Linked DNA regions of Homo sapiens: region 1 is linked to region 2. Evidence: read pairs that join two places in POLR2A ChIA-PET (ENCODE). Cell type or tissue: Panc1. All regions are shown on one strand. Each heading gives the region's core, and the rest is flanking DNA. Links, peaks and the distances in the headings are about the cores only.

Evidence for each region. Peaks named below come from ENCODE experiments on the same cell type or tissue, not always from the same donor. Only the 100,000 strongest peaks of a DNase experiment are listed, where the experiment ranks them.
Region 1: POLR2A ChIA-PET joins it to region 2 with 13 read pairs; 1 of 35 experiments calls an interaction of 5 or more read pairs at or near these places.

Annotation. Positions count from the first base shown.
Region 1 is chr7:81,000,239-81,011,622 of GRCh38, reverse strand. No RefSeq gene overlaps it. Among named protein-coding and RNA genes, the nearest start is that of SEMA3C, 87 kb to the right of the region's middle. In Panc1, for the core only: no CTCF peak of the experiment used is centred there; no DNase peak of the experiment used is centred there; H3K27ac peaks cover 1,752 bases.
Region 2 is chr7:81,178,319-81,189,702 of GRCh38, reverse strand. No RefSeq gene overlaps it. Among named protein-coding and RNA genes, the nearest start is that of SEMA3C, 260 kb to the right of the region's middle. RefSeq lists an enhancer at 8,712-9,260. In Panc1, for the core only: no CTCF peak of the experiment used is centred there; no DNase peak of the experiment used is centred there; H3K27ac peaks cover 1,623 bases.

The DNA.
Region 1 (11,384 bases), core at 5,080-7,579, 180 kb after region 2:
CATATTGTCAAAATATTTATTCTTCAAAAATTGATGGATAGAAAAAAACTAGTCTTCAACAAAATCCCAGAAGATTATTTTTCATGTTTGTGTGTTTAGAAGTTGGAAAAATGTTTTTAAAACTTGTATCAGAATTCCGTCGGGCACAGTGGCTCACGCCTGTTATCCTAGCACTTTGGGAGGCCGAGGCAGGCGGATCATAAGGTCAGGAGATTGAGACCATCCTGGCTAACATGGTGAAACCCCATCTCTACTAAAAATACAAAAAATTAGCCAGGCGTGGTGGCAGGTGCCTGTAGTCCCAGCTACTCAGGAGGCTGAGGCTGGAGAATGGTGTGAACCCAGGAGGTGGAGCTTGCAGTGAGCCAAGATGGCACCACTGTACTCCAGCCTGGGTCAGAGTGCGAGACTCCATCTCAAAAAAAAAAAAAAAAAACCATATCAGAATTCAAGAATAGTCAATCTATTCTCAAAGTAGAGTAATATTCACTGGTATATATCATTGGATATCTAGACTTATTTTAAACATTCTATTATTGGTGCAAGCAAGACAAATAGGCCAGAATAGAGTTCAGCAACAGACTTTCACTTACAGAGTCAGCTGTCTTACAAAAAGTGCCACTGCAATACAATGGAGAAAAGTAGTCTTTTCAATGCATGGCATTGATTCAGTTGGATATTCACATGGAAAAATGAAATAAACTTTATCTCCAGCATACACCATACACAAAAGTCAATTTCAAATGTTTGCAGACCTAAATGTAAAAGGTAAACAATACGTTTTTAAAACTTTATTAAGATGGGAGAGTAGCTTTCTTTCTTATTTGAAGTAAGCAAACATTTCTTAAGCAGGACCTAAAAGCACTACAAATTAACAAAAAATTAATAAATTCAACCTCACTAAAATTAAATATTTCAGTTCGTCAAAAGATATCACCAAAACTGAAAAAGCCTCAGAGTTGAAGATGTGGCAATATATCAATCTGCCAAAGGCTTGTATTCATAATGCATACACAAAAAACTCCCACAAACCAATGAGAAAAAAAACAAACAGAATCTCTAGTTTAAAGGAAAAAAGAATAAATGATTGATTAGGTACATGACAAAAGATGATATCCAAATGTTCATTTAAAATATTTAAAAAGTGATTTTTAACATCATTACTCATCAAATAATTCAGACTTAAACTACCATGTATCATCATTAAGCACCTAAAAGAATGGCTAAATTTGAAAAAGGCCATGATAAGTTGGTGCAGATTTAAACTATAATACTTTTTATACACTGCCAATAGGAATGTAAAAAGATGAAAATTAGGCTGAAAAACTGTTTGGCAATATTTGCTAACGCTACAAATACACACACCCAACAATTCCATTCCTAGACATACACCCAAGGGAACTGCACACATATATGCATCACACAACTTGTTCAAGAGCGTTCATAGAAGCATTATTTAAAAGAGCCCCAAACCAGGAAAAATATCTGAATGTATGTCAAAGGTAACATTGACAAGTAAATTGTGATAAATTCTTTTTTTTTTTTTTTTTTTTTTTGGAGACGGAATCTCTCTCTGTCACTCAGGCTGGAGTGCAGTGGTGTGATCTGGGTTCACTGCAAGCTCCGCCTCCCAGGTTCATGCCATTCTCCTGCCTCAGCCTCCCAAGTAGCTGGGACTACAGGCGCCCACCACCACGCCCAGCTAATTTTTTGTATTTTTAGTAGAGACGGGGTTTCACTGTGTTAACCAGGATGGTCTCCATCTTCTGACCTTGTGGTCAGCTCACCTTGGCCTCCCAAAGTGCTGGGATTACAGGCAGGAGCCACCACGCCCGGCCAACAGATTTCTTATTAAAACTAATGTTAGGCCGGGCACGGTGGCTCAGGCCTGTAATCCCAGCATTTTGGGAGGCTGAGGCGGGTGGATCACCTGAGGTCAGGAGTTTGAGACCTGCCTGACCAACATGATGAAACTCCATCTGTACTAAAAATACAAAAATTAGCTGGGCATAGTGGTGTGCGCCTGTAATCACAGCTACTGGGGAGGCTGAGGCAGGAGAATTGCTTGTACCTGGGAGGTGGAGGTTGCAGTGAGCCAAGATCTTGCCACTGCACTCTAGCCTGGGCGACAGAACAAGACTCCGTCTCAAAAAACAAACAAACAACAACAAAAAACTAAGGTTACAATTATCTCCTTTATCAATAATATCTCAATTAAATATCTACTGTTACACTCATTTAATGTGGATAAAAGTGAAGCTCAAATAATCTAACTTTCCCAAGGGCACCTGAAATCTGACCACTACCATCCATTTTTTGTCAATACCCTCATCCAAGCCACCCTCATTGCTTGTCTGGACTACTTAAGCCTAGAAGCCTCAAATTCACGATTTCTTCCTCCAGTCAACCTTTCAACATTGTTAAGTTGCCAGTCTATTACTTAATGTTGGAATTTTAATAGGTCTTTCATCTTTAAAGCTTTTAATAGCTTCCCATTGCATTTAAAGTAAAACCCAGACATTTCCTGACTAACATGACCCTTCCAAATTCATGTCTCTACTTGACCCATGGTCATTATGTGCCAGCCAGCCACACTGCTCCTCCATCCATTTCCTACTGCAAAGACTCCTTAAATGTGAGTCCTCTACCGGAATAGTCTACTTTCTGAGATTCTTTGCCTTTTTGTCCTTTCGATATCAGTCTAAATTCGCTTCCTCAGAATGAACTTCCTTGACTTTCCAGTTTCAATTGAGTCTCCCTCATAGTCTTTTAAAAAGTATATTAATTTCAATTATAGATCTTTAAATCTCAGTTTGCAATTACATATTTATTTGGGTAATATAATAATAATATAATAATAATAATAAGAGAGGCGGAGCTTTCAGTGAGCCGAGGTAACACCGCTGCATTCTAGCCTGGGCGACAGAGCAAGACTCCATCTAAAAAAAAATCTGTTTAACTGGGAAAATAAGGACATTCATATACTGTACCAAACTTTCCAAGTAGATAACTGCTGTCTGTCTCAGCAGTTAATAGTCTTGGTCCTGGTTCCTCAGAACTCAAGGTCATCTTGGTATACCATATCACAATCTATCTGTCCTAGAGGATACTTTCCTTTGACCTTGATTCTCCATGGAACGGTGTTACAGCTTATACATCTACTCATTATGGATTCATAAGAATATACATATTAGTATTTACTGAGCCTCTACAATGTGAAAGGTACTGTCCTAGATATTTCAAACATATTTAATGTCATTGTTCCAACTTTTGAAATAAACTGAGGCTTAAACACATTATTTAATGTGCTAAAAGCCACAGACAAGATTAAATTCCAGGTCTGTCTAATTCTAATGCTCATGCTCTTTTCACAATATCAACCCAATTTAGAGATTCCTACAGTGACTGAGCTTCATGTCCTTGTAATCTTCTCTAAATGGCTGAATTATCCACTTTTGCATCCCAGTCTTCTAATCTCCTGGTACCATTTACCTATCTGCTTTTGAATCCTTCCTCCAATTCCACCAATATTAAAATATTCTTCATTTTTTACATCTTTTAGACATGGCTAAGCAAAATTTTGGTGCTATCTATGCTTTTTTTTTTTATTTTCATCTGGCCCCAGGTTTATACTTTTTCAAATATCCATGGATCCATCACCAGAGTAACAAATCACTGGCTGTTTCTCCATATTTAGCATGTGTCTTATCCTGTCTGACAGGTGGAAGGGTATTCTGAAATCATCTCACATTTTTTTGCTGCCACTGAGCTTCTTTAACACTTATTTTGAAGTCAGGACTATTGATATCTACATAAATTGTTAGCCTATCTAAACCTATAGTCTAGTTTTTGAAAATATTTTAAAAGCAGAAATAAAAATATGCTTTAGTTCAATTCGGTAGTAGTTTACTGAACTTCCATTATATGTAAAACATTCTAGTGTAAATAAATAGAGAGCACAATTCTTTCTCTCTAGTACCTGGATTTCTACATATTCCCCAAAACAGAGTCTCTATTTGTTCAACAAATAGAGTTGAATTTATGCCATGGGGAAGGAATTTTATTTATCCAAGTACTGATTTAAAAAGAAATATGGATAAAATAAAATAAATAATAATGTTAATTTAAAAATAGCATTTGATTAAATATCAGTTGAAACTGTTAAAACAATCAGAACTTTGAGAAAATAGCCTCAATTATTAATGTATTCTAGAAACTTTATAGAGAGTGACACTTAAAGCAACTTATCTGTACTGTAATGTGTTGTGGTGATGCCTTCAAGCTAAATCCTAAATCCTTGGATTTGATTAGAAACCTCAGGCTACCGTAAGTTAGAAGAATAAATATGTTCTCTGCTGGAAAATGAAGGGAGTGGCTCCAGTCCCAGTTAGGTCAGCCAAGAGCTAAAGGGAGGAGAAAGAATGGAGGAGGAATCCAAATTTATTAAACCATATTGTACACATTTAAAAAGCATATTTTATGTGCTTTCAGGTAGAAAGAAGAAAAATCTGGTAACAATTTACACTGATGTTTAGACTCATCCACAACAGTGTTTGTTAATTCGGAATAATAATAAAGATATCAATTTTTACTTATTTTATCATTTCATTAATACGATTTTTAATTTAGAGCTGTGACAGGAGCCTCAGTTTCTTTATCTCTATGCAACATGGACTCAAGCCTTATTATTCCAGCCACTGCTGATGTTGTGTGTTGACATTAACACCAAAATCTCCATGTTCCAAAACCCCTTGTTTGCCTGCAAGAATATTGATGCCCATGAATCACTTTGACTTGTAATTTGCTCCTGGGAGCAGTGGAGCTGGGATTCATTGGCCCAGGCCTCCTGCAGATCCACAGATACTGTGTTTCTCTGAGGTCATTACCAGGAGAGCATTGGTTATTGGTAAATCTCGGATATCAACTTCTACCTTCTTTCTCCTTTTACAAAATAAGAAAAAGCAGAGTTTTCCATGTTATGTCTATTTAGGATGTCCAATAAAAAACTGATTAGGATGAAGAATATTACAGAAATTTTTGAAACTGTTCTTTCAATGCTTTCTGGTGGCCGAGTTGGACCTGTGTAGCCAGTCCAGTTTTCCAAATTGCGATGCTCATGGTTCCCAGTGCATTTTTGTGAGGCCATTTTTGTCACCTAGGATCTGGTGGGGCTGGAATGTACCACTCCTGAGTAAAAGTGGAAAACTACTTTTGGACCTTAAAGTAGATGAGCAATACCCTTTCTAATGAAGTGAGAAAACAACAGTCTTCTGTAACACTCAACTTGGTAAACAGATCCTAAACCAAAGTTACTTCCATTTTAAAAGGTTATATTCCTGAGCAGATCTTTCGAATTGTAGGCAGAATCTCTAATTTCTAGCATTCAAATGTGATGATAAGGAAGTTGGGTTAGAATCAGCATATCTCAGCCAGGATAGGTGGCTCACGCCTGTAATCCCAGCACTTTGGGAGGCCAAAGCGGGTGGATCACGAGGTCAGAAGATTGAGACCATCCTGGCTAACGTGGTGAAACCCCATCTCTACTAAAAATACAAAAAATTAGCCGGGTGTGGTGGCGGGCACCTGTAGTCCCAGCTACTGGGGAGGCTGAAGCAGGAGAATGGCGTGAACCTGGGAGGCGGAGCTTGCAGTGAGCTGATACCACGCCACTGCACTCAGCCTGGGGGACAGAGCGAGAATCCCTCTCAAAAAAAAAAAAAAAAAAAGCATATCTCATGAATCTGCACTGGGTCTTCCTTAGCTCTTCCAGCTATCCTTCTCTCTGCATCGGGCTCACCATTCTGATCCTCCTCTTTGGTTAAGTTTTCTCTTGGAAGAACCTTTCTTTCTCCAGGCAATCTGGACTCCACAGAAATAAAACCGGTCTGTGAAAAGAGAATATGTTTGTGCTACAGTTTATATTACCTCAAGACATTCAGCCAGGAGAATCATCACTACTAACATATATTAGTGTTGTAGGATTTCCTCCTTTGTTCAGCAAAAGACGGGGTCTTTGTCCCATGGCCATGAGATGTTAGGTTCACAGACACTTTGAAGGGTGAGAAACATGGAATTTATTTGGTGAAAAGGAAAAAAAGGGAAACAGGGACTCTCTGCAAAGCCTGAGTCCTGCTGGCTGGCCTCCCGCCTCACAGATTGAATCCCAGTTCCCACCCTGGAATAGGAGAGGCCAAGCTCCTCCCTCCTGCAATCTGGGTGAACTTTCTGAGGCTCCACACTGTTTTCCCAGTGGTCAGGCTGGTCAGAGTTTCTCCCTGGACCGCTCCACATTAGCGGATATAAGTAGCTAGAAGCAGGAATAGTGTAGCACCTTGTTCCATTCACTTTAGGACGTTGGTGTCAGTGTGGTAGTCAGGATTGAAGAGGTATTGTTGCAATACCAGGGATAGATAATGAAAATCACATGAGCTGAACAATAAAGAAGGTGACACATTAAGATGTGTGGCAGCTAAGAAAAAGATATTTTGGTCAGGAAACACATGGAGACAACAAAAGACAATTTCATATGTCAGGTGAAAAATTAATGTCAGTTGCTATTATAGAATGTGTAAATATAAGAACTATTTTGATGTACCTTGCCAAGATGTCTCATTTAATAGAAATTTTTGGCTTCTTTGACCCATGATTTAACAGATATTGATTTTCAGAATGTGTCTGTTTAATTTTTTTTGTTATATTTACATTTATCTTCTTTTCAGCAAAAGGTCAATCTGTTACTTGATAGAAATAAGAGCTTCCAGGAAGTAAACAAGTTCAGCTCAGAGCAAGAAGTTAAGATCCTTCCATAGAATATTGAAAAGGAAGTAAATATATCTTCAGAGTATTTGGATCCCCTAGGACTGAACACAGGCAGTCTGACTTCAAGTCTACACTCATAAATACCATACTCCCTTTTCTAAGTCAAATGAAAAAATGTGGGTAAAATGCTCATATATTGTACACAGTAAATGCTCAATCAACATTAGTCAATGTTAAATTGGTAGATTAAGTTATTCATCTGAATTTTTGACCTACTGAAAGCTGAATATTATAGCAGTTTTTGGCCTTGTTTTCCAGTAAACATTGCTAAAGCAGTAAACTCAGAGCTCAGCTCACTTCTATATGTTAAACTGACCACAGTTAATAAGTATGATAGACTGCATATAATATAGCTATGAATCATTCTTCTCCCTGGTATCCACACTGTCTTTGCCCTATAATCCTGAGTACTCACCCACTCTAATGCTGGGGTTGGCCATGTGACTTGTTTTAGTGAATGGGACAATAGCAAATGAACAGAAACTTGGAAATGCTTATGCTTTGGGGATTGTTTTTTTTCTTGTTGCTCATGGAACTCTGCAACCACTACATGAGTAAGCCCGGACCAGTCTGCTGGATGAAGAGAGACCCATGACCCAGTCACCACTGTTGTACTAGCCAGCTACCAGCCAGCCATTGAGACTATGAATGAGATCATTCTAGATCAGCCAGCCCCAATCAGTTTCTAGGTAATAGCTGATGAATGCGTGAGATTAACTCAGCTCTTTGGAAGAGCCACTCATGAAATCCAGCCCATATTGCAGCCTGATGAATTGTGAGCCAAAAAATAGTTGTTGTTTTAAGCCACTAACATTCAGGGTGACATATCTCTCCCTCAAACTAACAGATAAAATAAGAAAATGGAATCCAATTAACCTTTATTGATACTATAGTTTGGAGTGGAATGGAAATTATGTGGAAATTTGGCAATTATTGGATTAATAAGATAGCACAGATACACGTATTGAGGCAGTCCTATCTATATTCTGATCTACATTATCAGCTTTGGTACTACATGGGATCATGTCATAGGCAAATTATTAAATTATTTTCTTTCTAAAATTTTTAAGCAGCTCTGGAGTTTAGTATGTAAATTAGTAATGCACAGGTGACTGCTCATTCTTGGAGTTATTTAAGGTCATCTGGCTTTGTACTCAGTTGTACTTTTGAAGCTGGCAGAGCTACAGTTTAATGTAAATTAGGAACTGAAAACTATTAGCATCAAAGCCTCAGTGAGATTTTTATCTGGCAAAACTTCTCAGTCCTATTCTCAGAGCGAATGAAGGAAAAAAAATGGCATAGGAAATCCTGCCAGTCTTGGGAGAGTAGATGCCTTTCAACATGACGGTCTCGACCCTCTGTACAGGGTAGGTCAATTTCCTTTGGATACACCCTATTTTTAGAGGGATTGTTTACTCTAAAATGTTGACTGCCATGTAATAGTATAATTGAAATGAAGAAAGATTGTTGTGTTGGACTAGCCAGCACTGTCAGCATTTCAATGTGTTACATATCTGAACAGCAGCCAATGATCATATTTTTCTAGGTGAGCAGGTGATGCTCTTTACTAATGTTAGAATAAAGAATTCCATTTCTGTAACATAGCAATAGTAAAAGAAAGCAGAGTGATACCTATTTTAAATAATCTAATTCATACCAGTCTAGAGAAACTCACTGTTTTTTTTTATAATTTATATAATGCATACAGCAAAAGCTGGATATAATAATTGCCTCTTAGACATTTTAATCATTGATCTAATTTTAATTCCCATAAAAACATGTAATTTTGCAAGATAGTACCAAATGATTTTGTGTTTTAGTTTCCATTGTGGAAAAATATTTTTTCCGAAGACTAAAGGCATTAGCTGAGGTTTCTATAATACTCAAAACATTCAAGAATAGTATGACACAATATGTATGATCAAATAGATTTTTCAGTGTCTTAAAATATTTAATAATTGTTTATATTTTCATTATGCCTACCAAGATACCCTCTAGTAGCTCAAAACATTTCTTCATTAAATATAATTATATATATTTTTTAAGCATAGAAGTAGAATGAAGTCTATTTGACCTGGAAACTGCATGACTTAGAGAATCATTGGCCAAGGAAATTGCAATTGTCAGTTGGTGAGAATATATTTACCATCTGTCATCTTCTGTGCTTCTGCTTGGCACTGCCCACTGGAACATTCAGAGTGGCTTTTAGCATTAAAATTCTTTTCTAGTTGTGATCTTCCCAAGTCAGTGTTTTTCCAACTATTACCATGCATACCTGTTAAATTTATCATTTCTACTAACATGGCTTTGGTTGGGATAAAGCACTTGGACAGAATTATTTGTACATAGCAGAAAACATGCCAAGAGCAGATGGATAGGTGGCACCATTGTTACTAGTAAATTTAAATAAACAAAAGTGGAAGCAAAGTTTTAAAAAATGTTTAAGGAAAAATAGCAGTTTCAGGACAAGCAGCAGTTTGGGAACCAGATTTTCATTCACTGAGCTGTGATGTATGAGTGTGTACAAATAATAGCCAAACTTTTAATAAATGAAATTAATGTAACTATTCTATGAATTAAGTTGACTCTATTTGTTCACTGCTTTGGATACTTTCATTAATAACCCTGTTGATGTTTCAATGTTAACATTGCCCAAGGGAAGAATTCCAAGAAGTATCCAGAAAAACTATCAAAAATTACTCTTTGTAATACATTATTATCTTGTGGGGGAGGTGCTGTACAAGATGCTGATTCTATTTTTAATATTCTCTTTTAGGGTTTCATCTACTACTACACTTATTAATACTTTAAAAATATGGCCGGGCGTGGTGGCTCACGCCTGTAATCCCAGCACTTTGGGAGGCCTAGGCAGGCATATCACGAGGTCGGGAGATCCAGACCATCCTGGCTAACACAGTGAAACCCCGTCTCTACTAAAAATACAAAAACTTAGCCGGGTGTGGTGGCGGGCGCCTGTAATCCCAGCTACTTGGGAGGCTGAGGCAGGAGAATGGCATGAACCCGGGAGGCGGAGCTTGCAGTGAGCCGAGATCACGCCACTGCACTCCAGCCTGGGCGACAGAGCGAGACTCCGTCTCAAAATAAAAATACAAATATTTACGTGAATCATATTTAAACCCAACATAATATAAATAGATGTACAAAGCCTTAAGTGTTATTTCCTATTGTTTCTTTTCTCAGAAAGTATTACAAGCATATTTGACTAACATTAAAGTTATAGCTGATAAAAATTCATAAATTATTATTTACTCAAAGTAAAGTTGACCCAATTATTTGGGTGCCATAGTTGACATCAACTACCATAGCTAACTTTGTGATGCCAAATGATGTCAACAACTGTGAGAAAGGTAAAAATTGCATTGATTACACTCTTTTATACTTATTTCTTACACAAACATTTCAGTTACACAGCACACAATAAGGAAAAGAATACAAGTAATTATATTATTAATGTTTTTCAATGAGGAAAACCAAATAATTGACAATAAGTAATTATTTAAATAATTTAAATTTTAAAAATCATAGTTCTCCTTATGTCTAAATATCTTCATATAACATTAACATTGGAAATGTCAGAGACCACGTATATATTTACCTGATTAAATCACAGATTCTATTACTATACTTCCTGTATTCAAATCCAAGAACATTTGTCGGTTGCATGACCTTGGGAAAGCCTCTTCCTTTTTTTTTTTTTTTTTTTCTTTTTAGGTGGAGTCTTGCTTTGTCGCCCAGGCTGGAATGCAGTGGCACAATCTCAGCTCACTGCAACCTCTGCCTCCTGGGTTCACGCCATTCTCCTGCCTCAGCCTCCCGAGTAGCTGGGATTACAGGTGCCCGCCACCACGCTGGCTAATTTTTTGTATTTTTAGTAGAGACGGGGTTCCACTGTGTTAGCCAGGATGGTCTGGATCTCCTGACCTCGTGATCTGCCCACCTCGGCCTCCCAAAGTGCTGGGATTACAGGCGTGAGCCACTGCGCCCGGCCGGGAAAACCTCTTAAGTTTTTGTCCTAAATATCCTCATGTGTAAGAGGGGGGTAATAATATTCCTTATTTCATATGATTGTTGAGATGGTTAAATGTAAAGTGCTTAGCAGAGTACATAGAACTTCAGTTTTCTACTGTTTGTAAAGTGCCAATATTCGTAAGATGAATGTGTATTAGTGAATTCAACACAGCCCTAAGTCTTATTTTTATATTATACCTTTATCATCCATTTTCTTTGTTTCATCCAATAAACTCAAGAATAACTAGTATTACCTGATTTGCCTTGGGATGGTGTTTCCTTTCCTGTAATTATTTTTCAGTATCTTTATATACTCATTCTTCATTATTCAGAGAGGTCAATCCCCGATCAAATTGTATTAGATAAACACATGCCTCTATCATGTTGTATCCTGTGGCTCTCCTGCATTTTTTATAATACTTATTATTTAAATATTGACCTTCTTTGTCATTTATTTACTAACTCACTGTTTATTTTGTTTCATACAACCCTGTGTTCCCTGCATCTAGAACAGCACCTATAGAGTTGGTGCTCAG
Region 2 (11,384 bases), core at 5,416-7,915:
ATGTTACATAAGGCACAGCAACTGCAGTTGGGGCTAACACTTTATGAAGTTTAGGGTAATCCATTATCCTCTTTCACATCCGTTTGACTTCTCTTGCCATGAAATAGAAGGAATGTACATTGATACAATGAGGAAAACCATCCCTGTTAATTCTTTGAGGGTTGTGCCAAACTCTGTAATTCCTCCTGGCATGTAGTTTTGCTTCCGATTTACTATCTTGAGTGGGAACAAGGGGGAGGGATATTTTACGGGCTTCCAGTTGAATATTTTTACTATCATAGTAGCTCTTACTCCACAAACTAGAGATGCAATGTGGGAGTTTTGCCTGTTGCTCAGTATAATCCCCCCAATTATATACTTTGGGGTTGGAAAAACGATCACAGGATGGGTCCACCATCCCACTGAAACCACTATGAAATAAACTTGGGACCCAACTCCATTTATCATCTGGCCTTTATAGTTCTCTAACTGAGGAGGCATGGTGATATGTCAGGTCCACAGGTAGTGTCAGCTCAAACTGTGTAGGCCACAACCCTCAAAAGATCTGGGTGTCTACATCACAAGATATCTTTAGGTCCTTTAGAGGAAGGTTTGGATAATGTTGTACGTGATTGCAGTGAGACTGTCAGAGCCCTTCTTCAGAGAAAGCCACACTCCTTTTAGAACAATAGGTCCTGAGTTTGTCACTTGGCTCAAATCTAGAAATTCGGCAAGAGATTATGATTTTTTCATCTTGGTGGTAGAAAGCCTTTTATTTTTAAAGAATTTTTTTTGGTTACAAAAGTTTTTTAGTTTTAATATTTTTTAAATCTGGTTATACAAGTCAAACAATATCTTAGTTAGGAGCCTATCTTTCTCACCACTGGAAATAATATAATATATTAGCCATCATACAGAGCTTTGCAAATTAAAACACCAAGACTGCCACCTCTTTCTTGCTATAATGGTAATTGCACCTACTTTGTGTCTGATGGGTAAGTATCATCACTTGCTTTTGCCTATTATGGGAACATATCAGGTCTATTGATAATAAGTCTAATTCCAGGGTAGTTTCTCTTACCTTCAATCCTATACTATACACGACAACTACATTGAGCCTGTCAATTATGCCGATACCCCCTCACTAGTGCATCCATTTCTAATTGCCTAAGGGAAAGAAATAACTTCTGGGCCACGTAGGGAACATAGTTAATTCCCAGGACCTAGGAAACATAGACAATTTCTGGTCTCACATAATAAGTTCATTAGGTACTGGGCCCAGTTTTTTTAACTCAAATTTTTATCTCAAAAAAACAGGTTACTTTTTTGTTTGCTTTTAACAGATGGGCCCAACTTTTGCCCAATTTTCTCACGTGCCCAATTTTTGGAGCGTTTAGCCACTTACCTTCATACTTTGCCAAGGCAGTCCCAGTATCTGCACCTTATTTTCACCAGTCCTTCACTATTGTCAGAATTTCAAAGTGATTCCGGTATAATAGTGGATCTCAAACTTTAACATACATTTGAGTCACTTAGAAGCCTTCTTAAATAGCAGATTCTGGGCCCCATCCCTCAAATTTCTATTTCATATGTCTAGGGAAGTGAAAAGAATGTGTGTTTCTAGCAAGTTCCCAGGTGGTTCTAATGCTGCTGGTCCAGGGACTACACTTGGAGAAGCATTGTTGTAATCAGTGCTGATTCTTCCATCTCTGTCTCATTCCAGTGTAATACATCTGGGAGTCTCAGGAAATGTGATGTTGAAGCATATTAACAATTGTCACCACCCTACTTACCAAGTATGTTTTCCTTATTGAAATCTGACTCGGCAGTGACCCAATTCCAGAATCCCAACATGAAGGGCTGCTTTCCAGACTCTGTGTAACAAGCTGTCCTGGTTTGGCTTCACTGTGAAAGCCAAACCAGAGGTAAGGACCTAGGAATATATAGTGAATAGGAAAGGCAATCTCAGAAAATAAAAGTGAGATTATGGGAAAAGTAAGACAGGGAAGTGTTAACTGGCAGTAACTACCATGTTATCAAGTTGGTTACTACTGTAAATAACTCAGAGACTATCCCTCTGGTGATATCCCATTAAGGTATCATGCAGGGCATGTCTTAGAATTATCCACCAAAGGATGAGGAAGCTGTGCACCTATGTCCTTATGCTCATCTCATTATTTGAAGGGTTTTTAGGGGACATCAAATTCTGCACTCCATTATTGTACAAGCTTATGGCTGAATGACTTTTTGTGTATAGAGTAGCTAGATACTGGACACTGGCAAATATGTGTGAAACTGTTAAGTGGTCTAAGGAAGTGGTGCCTCACAAGTGCCCACTATAGCACATTACTTAGATATATGGATATGAAGACCAGATGAAACAGTTAAAAGAGTTGAAGTTACAGTAATTGGATTTGGAGAATAGTACTCTTGGAGGTGGGCAATGAAATGCAAGTGGAGGCATTAATGGACTGGAGTATTTTACCTTATGCTTTAGAGAGAAATTTGACTTTTACAATTATGCATATTCATTATTTTAAGTAAAAGGTAAAGTTCACGGGGTTGACAAATGCATTAACTATGGATTGAAAAATTAGTTTGGCATTCCTGAACTAAAAAGTTAAGCTATTTCAACATCTATTTCTTAATTCTTCTTCTGATATACTTTGTTTTGTCCAACTTTTCTCCTATTGCTTTAGCTGAGACATAATAATCTAGAAAAGAGACAGGTTATTTTTTCATTTCTTTTTAACAGATGGCCCTGGATTGATTTGCCAAAGATCCACCCAGGAATCCTGACTCATTAAAGAAGGGTGGAGATTTTCTGAGCTAAGCGAGAGACCTTTCCTCAGAGGTCATTTTCTCTTCGACTTCTTCTGAGGCAACTCCTGCAGCCAGCCCCCAAAGACAGAATCAGATAATAGGAATTCAAAAACCTAACTTAACTGTGAGCCATGTTACAAGGTTCAAGACCTTCAGCAACAGCCAGTTTTACTAAGTTACTAATAGTCAAGGAGGTAAAAAATGTTTTTCTGTTTTGTCTTTTATTGATGACTAAATGAGAATTATCGATACCTCATTATGAAGTTTCTTTCTTTTCAGAAGTAAAGTGCATATTTAGTCTTTTGGATTTTTAGTAGTTGGCAAAAATTTAAGTGCTGAACACTGAAGTAATTTACCATGTTATCATATTGCTCTGTAATACTATAATACATCCTTTTCTGTGTGTAGCTGAGACTATATATTTCCTGAAAATAGATACTCCAGCTCTTTCATCTCTGTGCTACATTTTCTAGCCACAGAATGCTGGGAATTATAACATTTAATATTTTTACACAAATAATAATGTTAATGGATGGCCATAAATGAATGTCAGAAACCCCAAATTCTTGTCCTCATTTTAATACAGAATTCCAAATCTGCATTTTCACAAAGTCCATTCTTGGTAAAAGGTGCCCTAAGTGTATTTACTATTATGACTTTTATTGTGAGAGTTTCAAACAGCAGTGCAGTTGGGGATAGGAAGGGAAGAAACTTATCTGAGGCCAGGTAGAACTGCTTCACTCCTCACAAATCACACTGCAACACTTGTACTCTAGCTTACCCCAACTGATGATCACCACTTTCTAGCAGAATCGCATATATGTAGTTATATTCTTACACATGCTCTGTCCCATCAATCCCAACTTAGTCCCTTCAATAAAAGGCACTACAGTAGTTGTTTTGCTAAACATCTGCTATATAAATATATATTTATTAAACTTTCAAATTGGCAAGAAATTTAAAAACCATTAAATCTAACCACTTACCTTTTTGAATTAAATAAACATAACCCACTCAGAAAAATAAAATAAATCTCTCAAGTAAACAGGGGCAGAATTGGCACTTCAAATGGATCCCCTGATTTTTAGTGCCAATCTCATTATAGCCCATGGATATATTTTTTTCCTGGACTTAAGTGAAATGCATTTTCTCTGTTGATAAACTTGAAATCAAAGCAGAATAAATGATTTGTGGATTATATTATCCCATTTATATTGTACACATAAAATGTCAATTCTGGCTGATGAAAAAAGAAGCCAACATACTAGTAAGTTAATAACAGATAACTTCCAAAGAGCAATAAGCAATAATTGTATTCAAGAAATGAAAATGAAATGATAAATAACTACTTTTCATTAGAATAAAGACAGCAATTTTCCTATTATATTTAAAACATCAAAAAATAAAAAAATTATAAATTTTTAAAAATGTGTTAAATCCATGATTAGGTGAAATCTGGTTTCAATAGCAATAGCAATAACAATATTTCTGCAACAATTAAGAGCTGGCAGTCCATACATTCAAGAATACTCCCTCAGCTAGTGTTTAAAGGCCTCAGAGTAATTTTGTTAGAATATATGTTTTTTTTTCAGGTAAGCAACCAGATTCAAAGGTGTGAGGTGGTTTAACCACAACAAGTAATTGGTAAAAGAGAAGTGGGAACTGAAAGAAAAGTTTGCTGACTACAAAAGTTTTTGTTTGTATGTTTGCCTTTTCATTATTATTTTCACTGAACTGCTTCCTAACAATTAAATTATATTGTGTTGCATAAGTATGTCATAGTTTGAAAAAAATCAAGAGAAAAAACAATCAAAATTTTCAAATTACTAAAAATGTCTCAATTTTTCAATAATGTTGCACATTTTAAAATATTCAAGTAGTCATAACATCTGCAAAATATGATAGTTTTTTAATAACTTTTATTTTAAGTTCAGGGCTACCTGTGAAACTTTGTTACATAGGTAAACTCGAGTCACAGGGGTTTGTTGTACAGATTATTTCATTACCCAGATATTAAACCCAGTGCCTAATAGTTATTTTTTTCCGCTCCTCTCCCTCCTCCCACCTTCCACCCTCAAGTAGTACCCAGTGTCTGTTGTTTCCTTCTTTGTGTTCATAAGTTCTTATTATTTAGCTCCCACTTGTGAGAACGTGGTATTTTTGTTTCCTGTTCCTGAGTTAGTTTGCTAAGGATAATAGCCTCCAGCTCCAACCATATTCCCACAAAAGACGTAATCTTGTTTTTTTTATGGCTGCATAATATTCTGTGGTGCATATGTACCACATTTTCTTTGTCCATTCTGTCACTGATGGGCATTTAGGTTGGTTCTGTGTCTTTGCTATTGTGAATAAGGCTGCAATGAACATTCATGTGTATGTGTCTTTATGACAGAATGATTTATATTCCTATGGGTATAAACTCAATAATGGGATTGCTAGGTTGGTTGGTAGTTCTGTTTTTAGCTCTTTGAGGAATCGCAATACTGCTTTCCACGATGGTTAAATTAATTTATGCTCCCACCAACAGTGTATCAGTGTTCCCTTTTATTTGTATCCTTGCTAGTATCTGTTATTTTTTGATTTTTTAATAATAGCCATTCTGACTGATGTGAGATGGTATCTCATTGTGGTTTTAATTTGCATTTCTGTAATGATCAGTGAGGTTGAGCTTTTTTTCATATGCTTGTTGGCTGCATGTATGTCTTCTTTTGAAACATGTCTGTTTTAAAAAGTAATGTAATATAAAAAGGTATTTAGAAATGCTAAATAATCCTACCACATTTGTTCATTTATTTTCAGCTCGGATGATATCCTTTTTCTTTCCCAAAGTTCATGGTGTTATGTATATATATGTTTGACTATTTTAAAATGAAATTTATAACAGTAAATAGCTAGCTTGTAATATATGATTTTGCCACAGTACTGTGATTATTCAGTGAATGATGTAGAATATATGCTTTTTTTAACCTTTGGAAGATAATTACAGCTCTCATTGATAACCTACTCAAAAGCCTCTTAGTGACTTAAAATAATCGTAGACAGTAAGTAAAGTACACGGGAGGTGATCACTAGCAAGGTAAGAATTTGTTTTATATGTGCCATTAACGTACCAGCAATTAGACATGTTCTGACAGGTATCTGTATATGAATAAGGAAAGAGTCTTGTTGCACAGAATAAAAATTAATACCCACCAACTAAAGAAAAAAGAATATAGTGGATGGATATCAAATAGCTCACAGAATTCACAAAAACACTTGGCAATCAATTTTAGCAAACAGATTAGCACCAAAGGAGGCTAGACGAAAGGGAGAACAGCCAAGCCCTGGTACAGGAATAGTCTAATTAACATACTATCAGTAGCAGCAGAGGTGACATTGATGCCACTGTGTACTCCCTAACATTGGTAAGCTCACAAGGCCACCATCACTGTTGAGCACTCAATGCAATGAAAGGTTTTGCAACTACTTCTACATCTCAGTATGAAATGCTTATGATCCAAAGTCTCTGGTGAGGATCTTATTGACCAAGTCTAGGGCACATGCTCGAACCTTAGTTTGTCATACATGGGAAGAAGTTGTGTCTGTCTCCTTTGGCTTACTTATTTGGATAAGGAACATTTCCTCTCCCCCAGACGCACACTGGGGGATAGTCTCTCCAAAACAGAATGAATCCTCAGATGCCTGATGTAAACAAAAAGACAAATGCTTTCAAAGAGTCTCCATATTAAGAATTATAGCTGAAACTTTATCAATCTCTATCAAAATAGAAACTGTTTTTCCTATTTCCTATTGGAAGATTCAGGAGCTCTTATCTTGGTATATGCCGTTGAGCTACCTTTATTTGCCCAAATGCTGAGTAAGAAAATATAAAGTCATGGGTTTTAACTAAAAATAAAACTAGTTTTACTAAGCCTGATATAGAACATAGAAGTATATTTTACACTTTTATTACATAGAAAAATGTTAAGAAGAATATTGTCAGTATTTTAGCCTATTAAACACTATATCTGTATATATTTAAGAAGCAGCAATGAAGTTAGTTATGTAACACATATATATTTAATCCTTCTATATATCATTTCTAACATATTCATAATGTATATGTAGTATTCTGAAATTTCAAAGTGAGTTTGTACTCATTATTTTTATTCTGGAAGCAAACTGAGAGTCAAGACTAACTGGATTTCCTAGGCCTACTAAGAATCCCTAAGCCTAGCTGGGAAGGTGACCACATCCACCTTAAAACACAGGGCTTGCAACTTAGCTCACACCCAACCAATCAGGTAGTAAAGAGAGCTCACTAAAATGCTAATTAGGCAAAAACAGGAGGTAAAGAAATAGCCAATCAACTATCGCCTGAGAGCACAAGGGGAGGGACAATGATCGGGATATAAACCCAGGCATTCGAGCTGACAACGGCAACCCCCTTTGGGCCCCCTCCCATTTTATGGGAGCTCTGTTTTCACTCTATTAAATCTTGCAACTGCACACTCTTCTGGTCCGTGTTTGTTATGGCTGGAACTGAGCTTTTGCTCACTGTCCACCACTGCTGTTTGCCGCTGTCGCAGACCTGCTGCTGACTTTACCCCTCCGGATCTGGCAGGGTGTCCGCTGCACTTCTGATCCAGCAAGGCGGCGCCCATTGCCACTCCCAATTGGGCTAGAGGCACGCCATTGTTCCTGCACTGGCTAAGTGCCCAGGGTTCATCGTAATTGAGCTGAATAGAGCTATAACACTTACCACATGGCCCAAGATTCCATTCCTTGGAATCTGTGAGACCAAGAACCCCAGGTCAGAGAACAAGAGGCTTGCCGCCATCTTGGAAGTGGCCTGCTACCATCTTGGGAGCTCTAAGAACAAGAACCCCCTGGTAACAAAACCAGTGAGGAAACTGAGATTCAAGGACAGGGCACAGATTGTTAACATCAGAGCTTAGGCAAGGAAGCTTTTATTCGATTATTCAGCATGCTTTGCTAGATGTTGTAGAAGCAGAGACACATCAGATGCAATCCTATTGTATCAGGCTGTTCTTCCGTAGCTATAAAGAAATACCTGAGACTAGGTAATTTAATTGGCCTCATCTCCAGGCCTCATCTCCAGCATTGGGGATTACAATTCAGCATGAGATTTGGGCAGGGACAAATATCCAAACTATATCATTCCACCCTGGCCTATCCCAAATCTCATGTTCTTCTCACATTGTAAAATACAATCATGCCTTTCCAACAGTCACTCAAAGTCTTAACTCATTCCAACATTAACAAAAATTCCAAAGTCCAAAGCCTCATCTGAGACAAGGCAAGTCCCTTCCACCTATCAGCCCATGAAATCAAAAACAAGTTATTTACTTCCAAGATACAATGGAGGCATAGGCAAATGGTAAACATTGCCATCCCAAAAAATATCTGCCAAAAGAAAGGGGCTACAGGACCCATGCAAGTTTAAAACCCAGTAGGGCAGTCATTAAATCTTAAAGCTCCAAAATAATCTCCTTTGACTCTATGTCCCACATCCATGGCACATGGCTGCAAGGAGTGGTATCCCAAGGCCCTGAGCAACTCCATCCCTGTGGCTTTGCAGGGTTCACCCCCCAGTGCTGCTCTCATGGGTTGGAATTGAATTCCTGTGGCTTTTCCAGGCACAGAGTTCAAGCTGACAGTGGATCTACCATTCTGGCCACAGAAGGAGGACAATGGCCCCCTTCTCTCAGTTCCACTAGGCAGTGCCCCATTGGGAACTGACTCTGTGTGGGAGGCTCCAAACCCACATTTCCCCTTGGCAGTGCCCTAGTAGAAGTTTTCTGAGAGGGCTCTGCCCCTGCAAAAGTCTTCTGCCTGGGCACCCAGGCTTTCTCATACGTCCTGTGAAATTTAGGTGGCAACTGTCAACTATACTTCACTCTTGCATTCTGTGCACCTACAGGATTAACATAAGGTAGAAGCCAAGGTTTACAGCTTGCATTCTCTAAAGTGGTAGTTCAAACTGTACCTGAGCCCCTTTTTAAACCTGACTGGAGCTGGAGTGGCCGGGATGTGAAAAGCAGTATCCCAAGGGTGCGTAGGGCATCAGGGCCTTGGGCCTGGTCCACAAAATCATTCAGTCCTCTTAGACCTCAGGGCCTGTGATGGGAGGAGCTGCCATAAAGGTCTCTGAAATGCCTTTGGGGCCCTTCTCCCATTGTCTTGGATATTAGCACTTGGCTTGCTTTTAGTTATGCAAATATCTCTAGCAAGTGGTTGCTCCACAGCCTGCTTGAATTCCTCTACTGAAAAAGCTTTTTCTTCCTTTACTACATGCTTGGCTGCCTTTTTTTCAAACTTTTATGCTTTGCTTCCATTTTAAATAGAAGTTCCAACATTAAGTAATGTTTTTGCTCCAACATCTGAGTATAGGTGTTTGGAAGCTGCCAGACCAACTCTTGAATGCTTTGCTGCTTAAAAATTTCTTCTTCAGATACACTTAATCATCACTCTGAAGTTCAAACTTCCACATATCCCTAGGGCAGGGGCACAATGCAACCAAGTTCTTAGCTAAGATATAACATGCATGACCTTTGCTCCAGTTCCCAATAAGTTCTACATTTCCATCTGAGACTTTGTCAGCCTGGACTTCATTGTCCATATCACTATCAGTATTTTGGTCCCAACCATCTAAACAGACTCTAAGAAGTTCCAGACTTTTCCTCATCTTCCTGTCTTCTGAGTCCTTCAAACTCTTCAAAATTCTGCCTGTTACCTAGTTCCAAAGCTGCTTCCACATCATCAGGTATGTTATAGCAATGCCCTTTTCTTGGTACCAATTTTCTGTATCAGTGTGTTCTTGCATTGCCATAAAGAAATACCTGAGATTGGATAATTTATAAGAAAGGAGGTTTAATTGGCTCATAATTCCGCAGGCTCTACTGGAAGCATGGTGCTGGCATGTGCCTTTGGGGAGGAATCAGGAAGCTTCCAATCATAGCGGGAGGTGTAGGGCTAGCAGACCATCTCACATGGCAGGAGCAAGAGAAAGAGAGAGTAGGAGGAGATATACCACACACTTTTAAATGAATAGATCTCAAGAAAACTCACTCACTATTGCAAAGACAGCACCAACCCATGAGGCATCTGTCCCCATGAACAAAACAACTCACTACCAGGCCTCATCTCCATCATTGGGAATTACAATTCAACATGAGATTTGGGCAGGGAAAAATATCCAAACTATGTGACCTATCTATTTTACCCAAGCTGTCTATACCTTCATATCCTAAGGCTCCTAAGTAGAGGATTCTTTGAGTTTCTCAGGGAATTCCAGGAGTTCAAAATGGGAAATCAGAAAAATCATCAATGTGGCCCTATTTCAGCTATTCCTGGAACTAAGAAGCCTCATTCTTCTATAAGCCACTGCCCCAGTTCCAGGGAGAATTAGGTTCTGTCCTTCCCATGAAGTGATTTCCTTTATCATTCCTCATTCTCTGCCCCTTCATCTGTTCTTATTGAGCTGCAAGTATGTGGATTTATTAAAGACTATGACTCTGTAGATGTTTTGGGTGCTATGGACATTTTTACAATCCCTATCAAAATGCCAATGACATTCATCATGGAAATAGTAAAAACTACGTGATTGCCTTTTAGACCAATATCCCTGATGAATATCGACGTGAAAATCCTCAATAAAATACTGGCAAACCGAATCCAGCAGCACATCAAAAAGCTTATCCACTATGATCAAGTCAGCTTCATCCCTGGGATGCAAGGCTGGTTCAACATACACAAATTGATAAACGTAATCCATCACATAAACAGGACCAATGACAAAAACCATATGATTATCTCAATAGATGCAGAAAAGGCCTCCGATATAATTCAACAGCCCTTCATGCTAAAAATGCTCAATAAACTAGGTATTGATGGGACGTATCTCAAAATAATAAGAGCTATTTATGACAAACCCACAGCCAATGTCATACTGAATGGGCAAAAACTGAAAGCATTCCCTTTGAAAACAAGCAAAAGACAAGGATGCCCTCTCTCACCACTCCTATTCAACATAGTGTTGGAAGTTCTGGCCAGGGCAATCAGGCAGGAAAAAGAAATAAAGGGTATTCAGTTAGGAAAAGAGGAGGTCAAATTGTCTCTGTTCACAGATGATATGATTGTGTATTTAGAAAACCCCATCATCTCAGCCCAAAATCTCCTTAAGCTGATAAACAACTTCAGCAAAGTCTCAGGATACAAAATCAATATGCAAAAATCACAAGCATTCCCATACACCAATAACAGACAAAAATAGAGCAAAATCATGAGTGAACTCCCATTCACAGTTGCTTCCAAGAGAATAAAATACCTAGGAATCCAACTTACAGGGGATGTGGAGGATCTCTTCAAGGAGAACTACAAACCACTACTCAACGAAATAAAAGAGGACATAAACAAATGGAAGAATATTCCATGCTCATGGGTAGGAAGAATCAATATCATGAAAATGGCCATACTGCCCAGGGTAATTTATAGATTCAATGCCATCCCCATCAAGCTAACAATGACGTTCTTCACAGAATTGGAAAAAAAAACTACTTTAAAGTTCATATGGAACCAAA